Regions from separate parts of the Homo sapiens genome. Here all the other regions are linked to region 2. A link is a loop called in an ENCODE intact Hi-C map of the cell type or tissue named here. Cell type or tissue: heart left ventricle. All regions are shown on one strand. Region 1 overlaps RERE (arginine-glutamic acid dipeptide repeats). Region 2 overlaps RERE (arginine-glutamic acid dipeptide repeats). Region 3 overlaps RERE (arginine-glutamic acid dipeptide repeats).

Region 1 (4,000 bases), 120 kb after region 2:
CTGGGGGTGTCTTACTGGCTGCCACGGTGCATACTGGAGGGAAACCAAGTGCCGAACAATGTAGTGTGGATATTAAATAGTAATGGGAGGATGAAGGCTTGGGGAGTCTTGTGCATCCTGGAAGATGGACACTTGGGGCTTCAAGCTCTTTGAAGGATGGGTGTTTTCAATGTTAAAACTTGTTTGAAAGGCCTTGCCGAAGGAAGTCCTTGAAGTAGCTTTCTTGTCTGTTGAGGTATTTCTCACTACCTGAATCTTCTACAGCATTCCTGCAGACTGGGGACATCGAACCCATTAAATGAAGCCATTGTGGTTTTGAACAGTTCCATTTTTCGGGCCGCCTTCCTTTTATTAAGCTGAAATCTGTATCACTTCACCTTCCATACATTGTTCTGATCTCGTCCCTTGGAGACTTAGAGGATTCTTGCCATAACGTCTTCCTCATGGAGGCTCTTCATGTGGGCCTGTGTAGTTGGCACACCCCCTGCCTGGGCTTCTGGCTATAGGCTGCTCAGGCCTCTGCTTCCTGCAACAGCCGTTCTGGGTGAGGTCTTGTGGACCTTTATCATTCGGCCCTTTGTAAAAATTGATGTCTACAAAGAGGAGAAAGTGGCAACAATGGCCCCAGCCGTGTCCCCCAGCCAGGGCGGCCCCCCTCCCCTGCCCAGCCCTCCTTACCCAGCAGGCAGGCAGGTATGCATGCATGTGTGTTAACTTAGTGCCTCCTGGGTGTGCATCAGTGCACAGTTCCTAGACTAACATAAAGTCACATATAGGTTGTGTTTGTTCTGTTGAGTTGAGCATGTCTTTATCCCAGCTCTCATTTCCCACAATGAGAAAGCATTAATGTTCGGATTTAGTAAAAAAAAAAAAAAAAAAAAAAAAAAAATTGCCTGATTGAATAGTGCATACCCAGGCTAACCATTAATTACACCATTTCGACACTTAGAATGGACCTGAGCAAAGATTTCCAGTGCCAGAGCCCAACATCATCATGCATGAAATAGTAGGCTCTTTGCTCCTGGGAGAGGGACCATTAGCTTTGATCATGTCGCCAGGCCCTCCCCAGGAACTTGTCCATGCTGATAATCTTAGCACCAGTTAATTTCTCAACCCATTCCTACATGTTTTGATAAACTGTGGCTAAAGATTAAGATAGCAACCATTTAGCAGACATACGCCTTCATGAGTGTGCTGCTTTTGTTTCAAATCATCTGTTGAAAGAAAAGCTTGAAAGACAGAGTTCTCCATTTTGCCCTCTCATAAACAAAAATTCTGGAAATGAGCTGTTCACAGACTGGCCTAGGAGCCCTGGATTTTAAGGTAAAATCATTGCTTTGGGATTTGCTGTCAGTCCAAATTGGACTTTCTGCTTTTCATTGAGCCTTCCCCCTGCTTCTATTCCTCTCCCCAAAACAGTGCTGCTCACAGGAACTGTGTCCCGACAGAAGTGTGGACAGTTCTCCTTTTCTCTCTGCTGCCTCATGCGGTTGTTAGAACAAGCTAATTCCATCTGAGTAGGTAGTATAGCTTTTCTTTCTGTTTACTATTGCTGGGTGACAGGAGAGCAAGGGCAGAAGTTATGGTAGATAGCTCAGCTTTACAACCATTGTCGGGGCTAAACATGAATCCTCAGCAATCGGGTTGGCCATTCCTCTTCTCAAACGTTGTACTCCCTCTGCTGGTTTTGAGACAACTGATATTTCCTTAAGAAGTGTGAGGCTCTGCCTTCAAAACGGCACAGTCTCTTTTCCCCAGATCTGCAACTGTGTGTGTTGCACACCCACAAAGAAGACAGTTCTTTCTGGCTGTGGGGAAATGATTTCAGTTCTTGGGCAAGGATGGCAAGGAATAAATGTAGAAGAAATTCCTTTCTGATACCATTCTCCTACCTCACATCCTACCCCCAAATCATTGCGGGACATTTAGACTTGTTTGGGGGACCCCCAAACACAGCATTCTCAGGCGTTGTATTCACTTCTACTTGTTTTCTTTGACCACCACCACCTCCTGCCCCAAGCCCAGCCTCCACCTCCCCGCAGCACTCACGGCAGGAGTCATTTTTTATAGCACACATAACCTTTACACCAAAAGGAAAAAGTGCATTGCTTGTAACAAAATGAATCTCTTTTCTGCTTTTATTTTGAAAAGTCCTCCCTGTTGTTTAATGTGGAGGATATTCATGCTGAAAGCCTGTTCCAAGTAGGCATTTGTGCGTCCCAGAGGAACTTTTGATTTATTTCCTTAACTCTGCCCTCCTTTCTCTGTGGTTCAGAAACCTTTAATGATCTGTGAAGCTCAGAGACTTCAGTGCGAAACAGTAGTCGTTTTAAGAACCCCTCCCACTATATAAAAGGCCTGCCAGTTTCCACATGCTGGGTTTTTGACTCCCTGAAAGGCTGACCTCTTACAAATTTTGGTTGTACAGCAGGGCATCCTGGGTTGGGGCCTTGATAATGCTTTTGTGAAATCTTTTTCCCTCCTCCTCTTGCTCTCTTTGAAAGTTGTAATGAAAATTCCGGGCTCTTGGCCAGCCTGTGGGATGTGATACAGTAGAAATGTTTCTGGTGCCCTTTGTTACTACTCGGCTTTGATTAGGTTTATTTCCCGTAAGCTTGATTTTGCTAGCCCTTCCCCCACCCTCCCTTTTTTTAATGGCTGAGGAGGTTAACTTAGCCAAGGTTAAGCGTTTTATTATGCAGGCTGCTTCAACCTAGTAGAGTCACTTTGGCCAGGCTTTTGTGGCAGAGAGAGACAAGGGGAAGCTATGTTCTCCCTCTGTGTTTGCATTTCTTCCTCCCAAGGCTGCCTTTTACTTTTAATGCCAGCGTTCATAGAAGGTAACAAGCTAGGTAAGCTGTATTGGTTTCCCATTTCTTTACTCAGAATGTTCCAGGAAACCATTGTACAACTTGTCTTGAGATTTTGTTAGTCAAGGTAAAAATCATGGTAGACCTCTCTAGGGTTTCTGCCAGGTGGAGGGCAAGGCCTTGAGAGCCGCAGTTAACAGCAGCACGCCTTTGATCCTCCCTGTGGTTCTCTGTTTCAAAAGAAAGAAGTGGCTGCAGCTTTAAAAAGGTTTTAAATGCTGCTTTGACCTTGTATTTATAGCTCTTTCGCCCTTGCCATTAAGAACATTTTATAGACATCAGCTCAGCAGTCATCCCCATAAGTCTACGGGGGCTGCCAGTATCATTCCACATGCACAGGTGGAGAAACTGAGGCACGGTGATACTAAAAATGGCACCCTCACAGGTCTTGTCCAGGTCATGGGGTGGGGATGAGCCAAGAACTAGGGCCTTGAGAGGTAGGCTTCCCCCACAGAGCTTCTGTTGCAAGTGCTTGCATCTGGGACAAGATTTGCTTTTTATAGAAAAAAAAAGTGGAATTTTATTATCTTAGACATTCTTTGTTCACAGTAGGATTCCTTGGCCACCTTATAAAGTATAAATGTATGTGCTTCCTTTGTATCCTAGAGCTGTTGAGATGCGAACTGTCTCATAAGGTAGCAGAAAGCACTGTGATGGAAGCTTCTGTTTCATCGGTGTCCTGGAATCTGCTCCATCCCCTTCTCTAGGCAGCAATATGGTCCTGCTTCCTTCTGGGTTTAGGTCCTGGGAGCCTGTCACAATTCTGTCACACAAAAAGAGAATTCCGTAATGACCAGCACAGCTGTATCATTTCAAGGTTCTATGCTAAAAATGTGCAGATCACCAAATAGTTGGCCACTGAGAGAGCCTGTACCACAGAGGGTTTCCTAATGCGAATGCCTGCCCCAAACACTGCAGACAGCACTTTCTGGACTTCATCCTCCATGTTCATTAACTTTCCACTGATTTAACAGTTCTAACCAGAGTTATTCTTGATCTTTGATGAAGTAGATTTTTGAACCTCGGGTGTCGGGTGTTTTGTTGTGGAGATGATGCGGGCTCTGTAGCACATTTGTGGCAGGGTTCTTTTCACCCTCCACAAAGTTGTATGAGCTCTGACTCTTGCCTGG
Region 2 (4,000 bases):
TAATTGTTGTGTCTCTTTAATATCCCTTGTCTCTCTTTGTTTTCACAACATGTTTCCTCACCTTTTTTAAAGATTTTTTATGACATCGACCTTTTTGAAGAGTTAGAAGCCAGTTTTGTCAAGTGTTCTTCAGTTTGAGTTTGTCTGACGTTTCCCCACGATTAGATCTAGGTTATGTAATTTTGGCCAGCCATACTATATGAGTGATACTGTGCCCTTTCCACTGCTTCAGATAGAGTTCTTTGAGGTACAAAATAGGAGAGTTGGGTGGTTCCAATAAAGATGATTTAGGTAGTGTCCTTGTCCCTGAAGGACTTAGAATCTAATAAGAGAGGTGCAGTTCCCCAGAGAGGTACAGTGAGAGGATTCCGGGGGCTCCTGCATTTCTGAGCTGCTGCCAGGAAGGAAGTGTCTTCAGAGTGGAGCTGGCTGGCATGGTGGTAGTGTGGGTGACTTTTCCACGGGAGAGAGTGTGAAGGAGAGGAGATCTGGGGTGTGGCCGCTGGGGTACGCTGCCCCTGAGGGGTAACAAGAGAAAGGGCTGTCTGTCTTGGTGGCATGGCATGTGAAGCCAACTGTGAGATGCCAGCACCAGGAAAGACAATGAAGAGGATATCCACAAAGGCTGGCGCCACCATTGGAATCCATTATCACAGGGGAAGGCCATTGGATTTTGGTAACTCAGGGCATCTAATGAGACCAAAATTAGAATCCACATTTCTTAACTTGCTGTTACAGTAACCGTTTTTATAGTGTGCTCTATGTAACAGTTTCATGGGCTTTCAGAGACTGATGAATTTATTACATATTATTTTGTGTTGATTTCTTCAAGTAAACATTTTCCATATGAAAGGGTTAGATAGTTTGTTTTTTTTTAATATATACACTTTTGGGAGGAAATTCTTTGCTGCTCATATTCATATTATTTGGCTGCTAGGTTCTAATTCCATTGCTTTTGTGTTTAGAAAGTATTTTTCTCTAGACTGTTGGTAGTAACAGCAGTTTTGGGAATATGTTGTCTCACATACCAATAAGGGAAAATGTTCTTCCAGCCTGTAGATACTTGTTTCATGTGTTAGGTCAAAGGAAAACGTATTTAAGTGTACTTGGCATTTCTTGTATTTTCTAAATTACATTATCGGCAGGATAAGAGTTTATTGAATCATAGTTTCAGAATTTAGTTTATTTCATAGCATAAACGGGAGTGCTATGGAAATGGAATTGATTCTGCATTCACTGTAGGAATCTTGAGGACACTGTGTGTTCTTTTCAACAGGCTTTAATTTCCTGACATTCCATTACATTTCTGGGAAACAGAATTGGCACTGCCCTTTCCTGCCCTATCTTGTCCTTTATAATTTTGGCGAGGTTCATGGTCTTCCATTTCTTTTTCTTTTTGTAACTGATTAATAATCTATAGAATCACCTCTTAGTTTGTAAGTGGAAACTAAGCCTGCACATCCAAAGCTAGGATTTCTTATATGGATCTGCCTTAGTATTTTGAATCAGGACCTCAAATGAGATTTTTGGATGTTCATGTGTTTGTGGCACGATGTTGAATCTTGAACCTTCCTGTCTTTCTAATTGTTAGAATTAGATTCTTCAAGCTAGACTTGATTGGGCTAGTATTACTTTAGGAAATGTTTTAATTTATTATTTGGGGAATGTTTTATTTATTATTTTTAGTTTCTTATCTAAGGAAGATTAAGCTGTTTGCAGAAAATACAGTTTTCTTTAGCTACCCTGCTCACAATACCATCTACACTGTGTCTGTACCTGTGTGACAAGGCCAAGCACTCCATAACTTTACCCGGATTGTTTGGTCTTTTTCAAAATGTTTAGAGTTTCAAAAAGAAATTTGTGAAGTTGCTTCTCTTAAGTAGCTACTACTATGTTTTTAAATGTGTTGCAGTATTTCTATTAGTTGATCTTGTGTGTAGTCATTCATATCTGTCTTTTGATTCTATTTCTTGGTGATCTTGCTTTTTAAAATCACCATTTACCTTAAAAAAAAAAAAAAAAAGACAAAACTTGCTGTTGTGCTGACAGAGCAGAGAGCATTTAACTGACGCTCCTCCGTGGCTTGGCTTGCTGAGTTCCTGACAGAGCAGGGCATTTAACTGAAGCCTCTCCATGGCTGGGCTTGCTCAGTTCCCTGCTGTTGGCTGTCTTGGATCCCCTTTCTAAGGCCCCACTTCCCTGCACACTAGCTTGGTGTGCAGGGAGAAGCTGCAGAGTCTGTTGGCTGGGCTTTATTTACGGAAACAGCAGGGTTGAGATTGATTGCGTCGTGGAGAGACAGTGTGTGGATGAGGGAGGGTCACAGCACATGCTCAGTCCTGTCAGAGTGAGGGGAAGTTTCTGCGTTCTGCGTGAAGGCTTAGGTCATAGCACAAGCTCAGTGAAAGCTCTATGAGGTCTCTGAGACTGCATGTGCCTCCATTTTGAGTTGTTAGTGTAGAAAAGGGCAGAGTTTTAGCAGAAAGTAAAGGTTCAGGAATCCAGCTAGACTCACCAGAGCCCGTGTTAGTCATGGATGATCCATTCAGCCCCTGCAGGTAGGCTATCTTCCCCTGGCCTCACCGAAACAGTGATGGGTTTTGCTGCTCTTTCTCACTTCTGAAGGTGTTTATGAATCATTTCATCATTCATAGTGCATGTTCCTGAGAGCCTTTAATTCAGCCCTAGCTGGCCATGTAGGTGGTATTGTGAAGCGTAAAATCAGAACTAAGAATGGGGACTACCGGAGAGGCATTCAGCAGATATAGAATGTGAAGCTTTGCGGGTCCCTCTGTCCCTGTCCTCTTCCCCTTACCTCTTCGGCTCGTAGTATAATCTTAACCTCAGTCGTGCTGGGTGTGTGTTGCCAAGCTTGTTTGCCTTCAAGACCTGCAGAGCAAGCCTGCAGGCCGCCCCCTTGCCTTGTGGCTAGTATGGAATGCCTGGGCCGCAGAGCAGCTCTGTTTGGATGTTTTAGGAAGGATGGTAGGTGGGCTTCTATTGGTTGCTTTGAAGGTGGGTGGAACCTTGTTTTGATTGAGAGCCTGTTTGCCAGAGCAAATTATAATTTTTGTGATCTTTTTCTGAAGTCTGACATATTCAGGGAACAGTTGTGAATTATGATTGCAACAATAACACCTTAAAATTGATTTTTTTAAAAATGAAAGGTTATGTCACATCAGTTTTTACTTAGTCTCTTGCCTTCAAAAGGAAGCAGACTCATCTTCCTTTTAGAGCTTATGGAAAATTCTTTGGCAATTAAAAAAAGTATGCATTGACTTTTGTGTTAGAAATTGAAGTTTAGGTATTTTGTTTATTTTTGTATCTGTTTTAGAATCGGATAGCATTTTTTGCATATGTGTATGTTGTCATGTGACTTGGAATTCTATTCTCTTAAATGGAGTAAAAAGAGTAGTTGGTGCTGAGAAGGCAGTCATTGACAAGGCCTCATTTCGTACCCACTGCTTGATAGCCAGACACTAGTTTCTTCTACCCAGGGGAAGTTGTGCTTTTGGGGTGTCCTGTTGCAGAGCAGGTTCAGACAGATGGCTTTCACTGTGGTTTATTTAGGGAGCCAGTCAGAATAAGATTTAGGACAAATTGAATTCTTACCCAAGTAGATATTAAATGAAGTTTTTGAATTATACTGTTTGCTCCTTTTTGTTTCCACTCCTTTTTCTTCTGATAAAGGTTAGAAAAAATTTGAATGCCACCTAAATTTTGTGCATTTGTGAGGATGGAAGAAAGCATACAATATAGAAGAATGTGCAACTGAAAAACCCTCATAGGAAGGAGAAGAAATTTACTATGCATTGATACAAGGAGAAATTCCTTGTGTAAGCTCTTAGTGGTGTAGTGTGAATTTGGAGTGTTGCATGGTCAACTCTTTCCAGGGAGGCCCTTGATTTTAGTGGAAAGTTTTTAGGAAGGCTAATGTTGGTGAATTCTAGTCACTGAAAATATTACTGAAGTATAATCTGTATTCTTACAGATTCAATTT
Region 3 (4,000 bases), 150 kb after region 2:
ATATTTACATCCTATATTTAAACAAACAGTTCAGTAAAACAAGAAATAAACCTCCAAGAGGTTTAGAAATACAAGCCTCCAAGGGGGCCCTTGTGTGTGTGGGTTCCATGTAAGTGAAATTGTGTTGGAACTGCCCAGGGCTTCCAGGCCAGAGGCCGGGGTGATTCCCCTCATGTCGTGGGAGTCTTTCAGTTCAGCCTGAGCTTTAGACTGTTTTGCAGTGGCCTCAATCTTTGCCTTCAAATGAGTGGTTTCCAAATCTGTTATTTATTTATTTTTAAATTATTTTAATTACTATTATTTTTTAATTAAGTTGAAGTTAGGCCACTGTCAGTGCTTCCTCACTCAGCAGCTTTATTTACAAACAAACAAGGAAACCAATAGTTATCTATTGCTTGATCAATGAATATAATTTTTTTTAATAGATCTGCTTGCAGTGGGTAGCAACAAGGTCATAGAGGTTCAGCAGACCCACCCTGGGATCCCTCCAACACCTGTACGGTTTTGAGCCGCAGTTCAGAACCACTGATTTAAATAGATACTTCTAGCTGGAAGCAGTTTGGAAAGATGCTTTGTATAGTAGGTGTATGCAAACATCTTTTTTTGGGCAGAGCCCGTATCTCTTTAGGGACTCTACCTTATCTAGACTCAGGCATCACTGCTTTTGGATCAAGAGGCAGGTGAAGGCCACTTATTGGCACATTTCTGGGACATATGTTGCCTAGAGCCAAAAGTAGGCCAGAGGGCTTCTCCTGTATCAGAAGCTGGTGGGTGGTGTGAGGTATGGTAAGTAGGTAGTGAGGTGGGGAGGGTTCATGGTTGTAGGCTCCCAGCGTCTGTCTCATGTCGTCATAGAGGTTGTTCTTGGTATAGGAAGCAGAAAGCGTTTCTATAGACATGTGCATAATTCTAAATCTTCACTCATGGCTACCAAATGTGCTTCTGATTTGTGTGCCCCTGAAGTTGCTTCAAGCAGGTGCAGTTCTGTAGTCCATGGGTGCTGGGATGGGGGCTCTACCCTGAGCTGGGAAGGCTGGCATCCTGTTATTACCAGGAGGCACAGGGATATTTTGTGCTCCTCAGCCATAACTGCGAAGGTCCAGGTATGAAGATTAAGATGCTATTGCGTTGAACTCCAGAGATTCCAGAGATCAAAGATAGCCCAAATTTGCCCCCCTCACTTAAAAAAATCTAGATGGCTATTTCCTCTTAGTGCTTTAAACCATGATGGTCAAACGTTTTAGAGCAGCAGCACAGCAGAGTCTAAGGTTAAGGGCGTTAGACTTCATTGAAACTGAGCTTGGCCACATGGCTTCATCTCACTGTGCTTCAGTTGCCTCATTTGTAAAGCAGGGAAAATGAAGGTTTATCTATTTGGGAGTCTGTGAAGATAAAATATAAATAAAGATGAAGATAAAGTATATGTAAAAGATAAATATATATTAAGATATAAAAAGATATGGCTTAGCTTAGTTATTGTAGATTTCATAGTAAAATGTTGTTTGCTTGTTTGTAAATAAAGCTGCTGAGTGAGGATGCATTTTCAGTGGCTGCTGAGTGAGGAAGCATTTTCAGTGGCTGCTGAGTGAGGAAACATTTTCAGTGGCTGCTGAGTGAGGAAGCATTTTCAGTGGCTGCTGAGTGAGGAAGCATTTTCAGTGGCTGCTGAGTGAGGAAACATTTTCAGTGGCTGCTGAGTGAGGAAGCATTTTCAGTGGCTGCTGAGTGAGGAAGCATTTTCAGTGGCTGCTGAGCGAGGAAGCATTTTCAGTGGCTGCTGAGCGAGGAAGCATTTTCAGTGGCTGCTGAGCGAGGAAGCATTTTCAGTGGCTGCTGAGTGAGGAAGCATTTTCAGTGGCTTCCTAAGCCACCATTCCATGATACTCACCTTCAGAGCAGCCACTTCCAAACATCGGCATGTGGATTGCGTTTTCACTGGCCCATAAGAAATAAATGTAGCCATTTTTCCTAACAGTAAATGTAATCAAAGAACTTTTTCTGTTTACTTTTTTGGAGATAAAATGTCATTTCTTTTACAAAATAATGATGAGATCAGGAGGCAGTTACTTCTAATGACCTTACATGGCAAAATAAGAAAGTGGCAATTCGGTATCCATTTCTCAAAAGTTTTATCCTTTTAATTTCAGGTGAATTTTAATTCTCCAGAAATAATCATTTCATCAGATGTTTACTGAATACTTATTCAAGATGTTGTCTTAGACCTGTGGGGTACTCACAGATGAGATAGCACGTACTTTGGCAAGTTGGGTGGGCCCATGTATGGTTACAGCACAGGGAAGCCTGTCTGTGCCAGCACAGAGGCGGGAATGAAAAGATGTAGGAGTGAAACCTGTATGATGCCATCCAGTGGTGGGGGAGTGAAGTGAAGGGAAGGCTTCATGGAGAAGAAGGCAGCAAATGTGATGAATTGAGTCCTGAGTGATGAGGAGGACTACAGGGCCTGGACAGAGGAGGAGGTGGGGGTGGTATGGGGCTCAGGGGCTCACCCAGCAGGCAGGAGAGTGCTGAGGAACAGAAAACTGGCCATTGTGTTTGACATAAGCCAAAGGCCGTGAGGCGGGGGAATATGGTAGAAAGGAATATGGTAGAAAAGTCTTCCGGTAACACAGAGAAAGTCTCAGAAGAAGTAGTCAAGCAGCTGGGCCTTTGTTCCTTAGGCCCTGAGGAACCTTTGACCGTTTGGAGAAGAAGTGGCAAGGTACTAGCGGGGCTTTGGGAAGACTCACCTGGTCTGTGTGCAGCATGGGAGGGCCGGCCCAGGGAAGAGCTGTGGCAGGACCTCAGGTCCAGACGTCTGAGTGGAGGTGTGGGGCCAGGGTGGGATTAGCAAATGGCTGAGTTCATCCACCAGAACAACACAGAGCTTAGGAAATCTCATTACAGTGTTCAGTGTTGGCAGAAATCTTGAGCTATTGCAGTTCCTTTGCACTGTACAAATGGAGTGGTAAATGTAGTGGTAAAAAAAAAATTTTTTTTAACTGATTTTTTAAAATGTTATAAAAAGGTGCCTGGGTAAGGAACATCTTCATGAGTGTCTTAGACTGGCCCCACCTATTTACAAGTTAAAGCCACAAGACCTTCACGTACTTCCCTCCTTTCCCTTTGCCTTTCCCCAGAAGAGGATCTGGAGGTGGCACCGAGGGACTGCCTTGCCTGGAGGCAGCTGCCTCCTCACTGTGGGCTTCCTCGTGGGTGGCGGTTTAGATCAGAGCCCTTCGGCCTCTTGAACGTAGGAGGCTGAGATTTCAGAATTCCACTTCTCTGCGTGTGCCTTCAAGCAGATCATCATTCTCCCTGCTGCACTCAGAGACCACAGAGGTGATATTTAACGATTAGCAGCAGAGCCCGCTGACAGTGCCAGGCTCCTTTAGGGATTAGAGGATTCGGTTGGTTAACAAAAGAAGGAGCCCAGGAGAACAGTGCTTTAATTACCAGAGTTGTTACTGGAAGACAACCGGTTGCCTCCTGGAAAAAGATCTGTAGAAGGTGGCTGCTCCTGAATATCGCTGCTGGTTCTGCCCAGTGCCCGGCTTCTCACCTCAGATGTTCTGAACAGTTGTCAGATCCAGCCCTTGAATCGTTGGGGAGGGAAAGGAAAGAATGACTCGCATAGGATTCCATGCCAGGAAATGTTCCTGACTGCACTCGGCAGCAGCGTTGGAGCACTCCAGTTAGGGCAGCTCTTCAGGGGACAGCGTCGCATGCAGACTTCCTGGGACCGGCTCTCAGGGCCACAGCTCTTTCCTCATGGCCTGGGTCACTCTCTGGGCCCGGGTTTAGGAAGCAGCTCTACACCATGCTTCTTTCTCCCTCTCTGCCCTACATAATTTGAGGCCTTGTTTTTTATTATTTGTTGCTTGCTGGGATTTCTCCCTGAAAAAACATACCTTAAAAAAAAGTTTTAGATCTCTCCACTTCAGTAAGGAAGGGGTGGATTTCTTCATCCCCTTTACGTGGACCACCAAAGAAGGAGCCAGAT

What was found. Peaks named below come from ENCODE experiments on the same cell type or tissue, not always from the same donor. Only the 100,000 strongest peaks of a DNase experiment are listed, where the experiment ranks them.
Region 1: it touches region 2 in a loop (2.2-fold over the local background); 7 of 110 quality-filtered maps call a loop at or near these places.
Region 3: a loop joins it to region 2, with 2.4 times the contacts of the local background. A loop is called at or near these places in 12 of 110 quality-filtered maps.

What each region holds. Positions count from the first base shown.
Region 1 is chr1:8,406,861-8,410,860 of GRCh38, reverse strand. All of the region lies in intron 12 of RERE (arginine-glutamic acid dipeptide repeats), which reads left to right. Among named protein-coding and RNA genes, the nearest start is that of RERE-AS1, 16 kb to the left of the region's middle. In heart left ventricle, CTCF peaks have their summits at 1,420 and 1,622; a DNase peak (open chromatin) is centred at 2,526; H3K4me3 peaks cover 1,605 bases; H3K27ac peaks cover 3,109 bases.
Region 2 is chr1:8,524,317-8,528,316 of GRCh38, reverse strand. The region is part of intron 7 of RERE (arginine-glutamic acid dipeptide repeats); the gene reads left to right. Among named protein-coding and RNA genes, the nearest start is that of SNORD128, 31 kb to the right of the region's middle. RefSeq lists an enhancer at 2,907-2,956 and a silencer at 2,773-3,067. In heart left ventricle, no CTCF peak of the experiment used is centred here; DNase peaks (open chromatin) are centred at 2,236 and 2,911; H3K4me3 peaks cover 2,110 bases; H3K27ac peaks cover 2,769 bases.
Region 3 is chr1:8,373,359-8,377,358 of GRCh38, reverse strand. All of the region lies in intron 12 of RERE (arginine-glutamic acid dipeptide repeats), which reads left to right. Among named protein-coding and RNA genes, the nearest start is that of RERE-AS1, 49 kb to the left of the region's middle. RefSeq lists an enhancer at 2,996-3,688 and a silencer at 3,556-3,850. In heart left ventricle, a CTCF peak has its summit at 2,362 (motif pointing left); a DNase peak (open chromatin) is centred at 3,664; H3K4me3 peaks cover 1,035 bases; H3K27ac peaks cover 1,995 bases.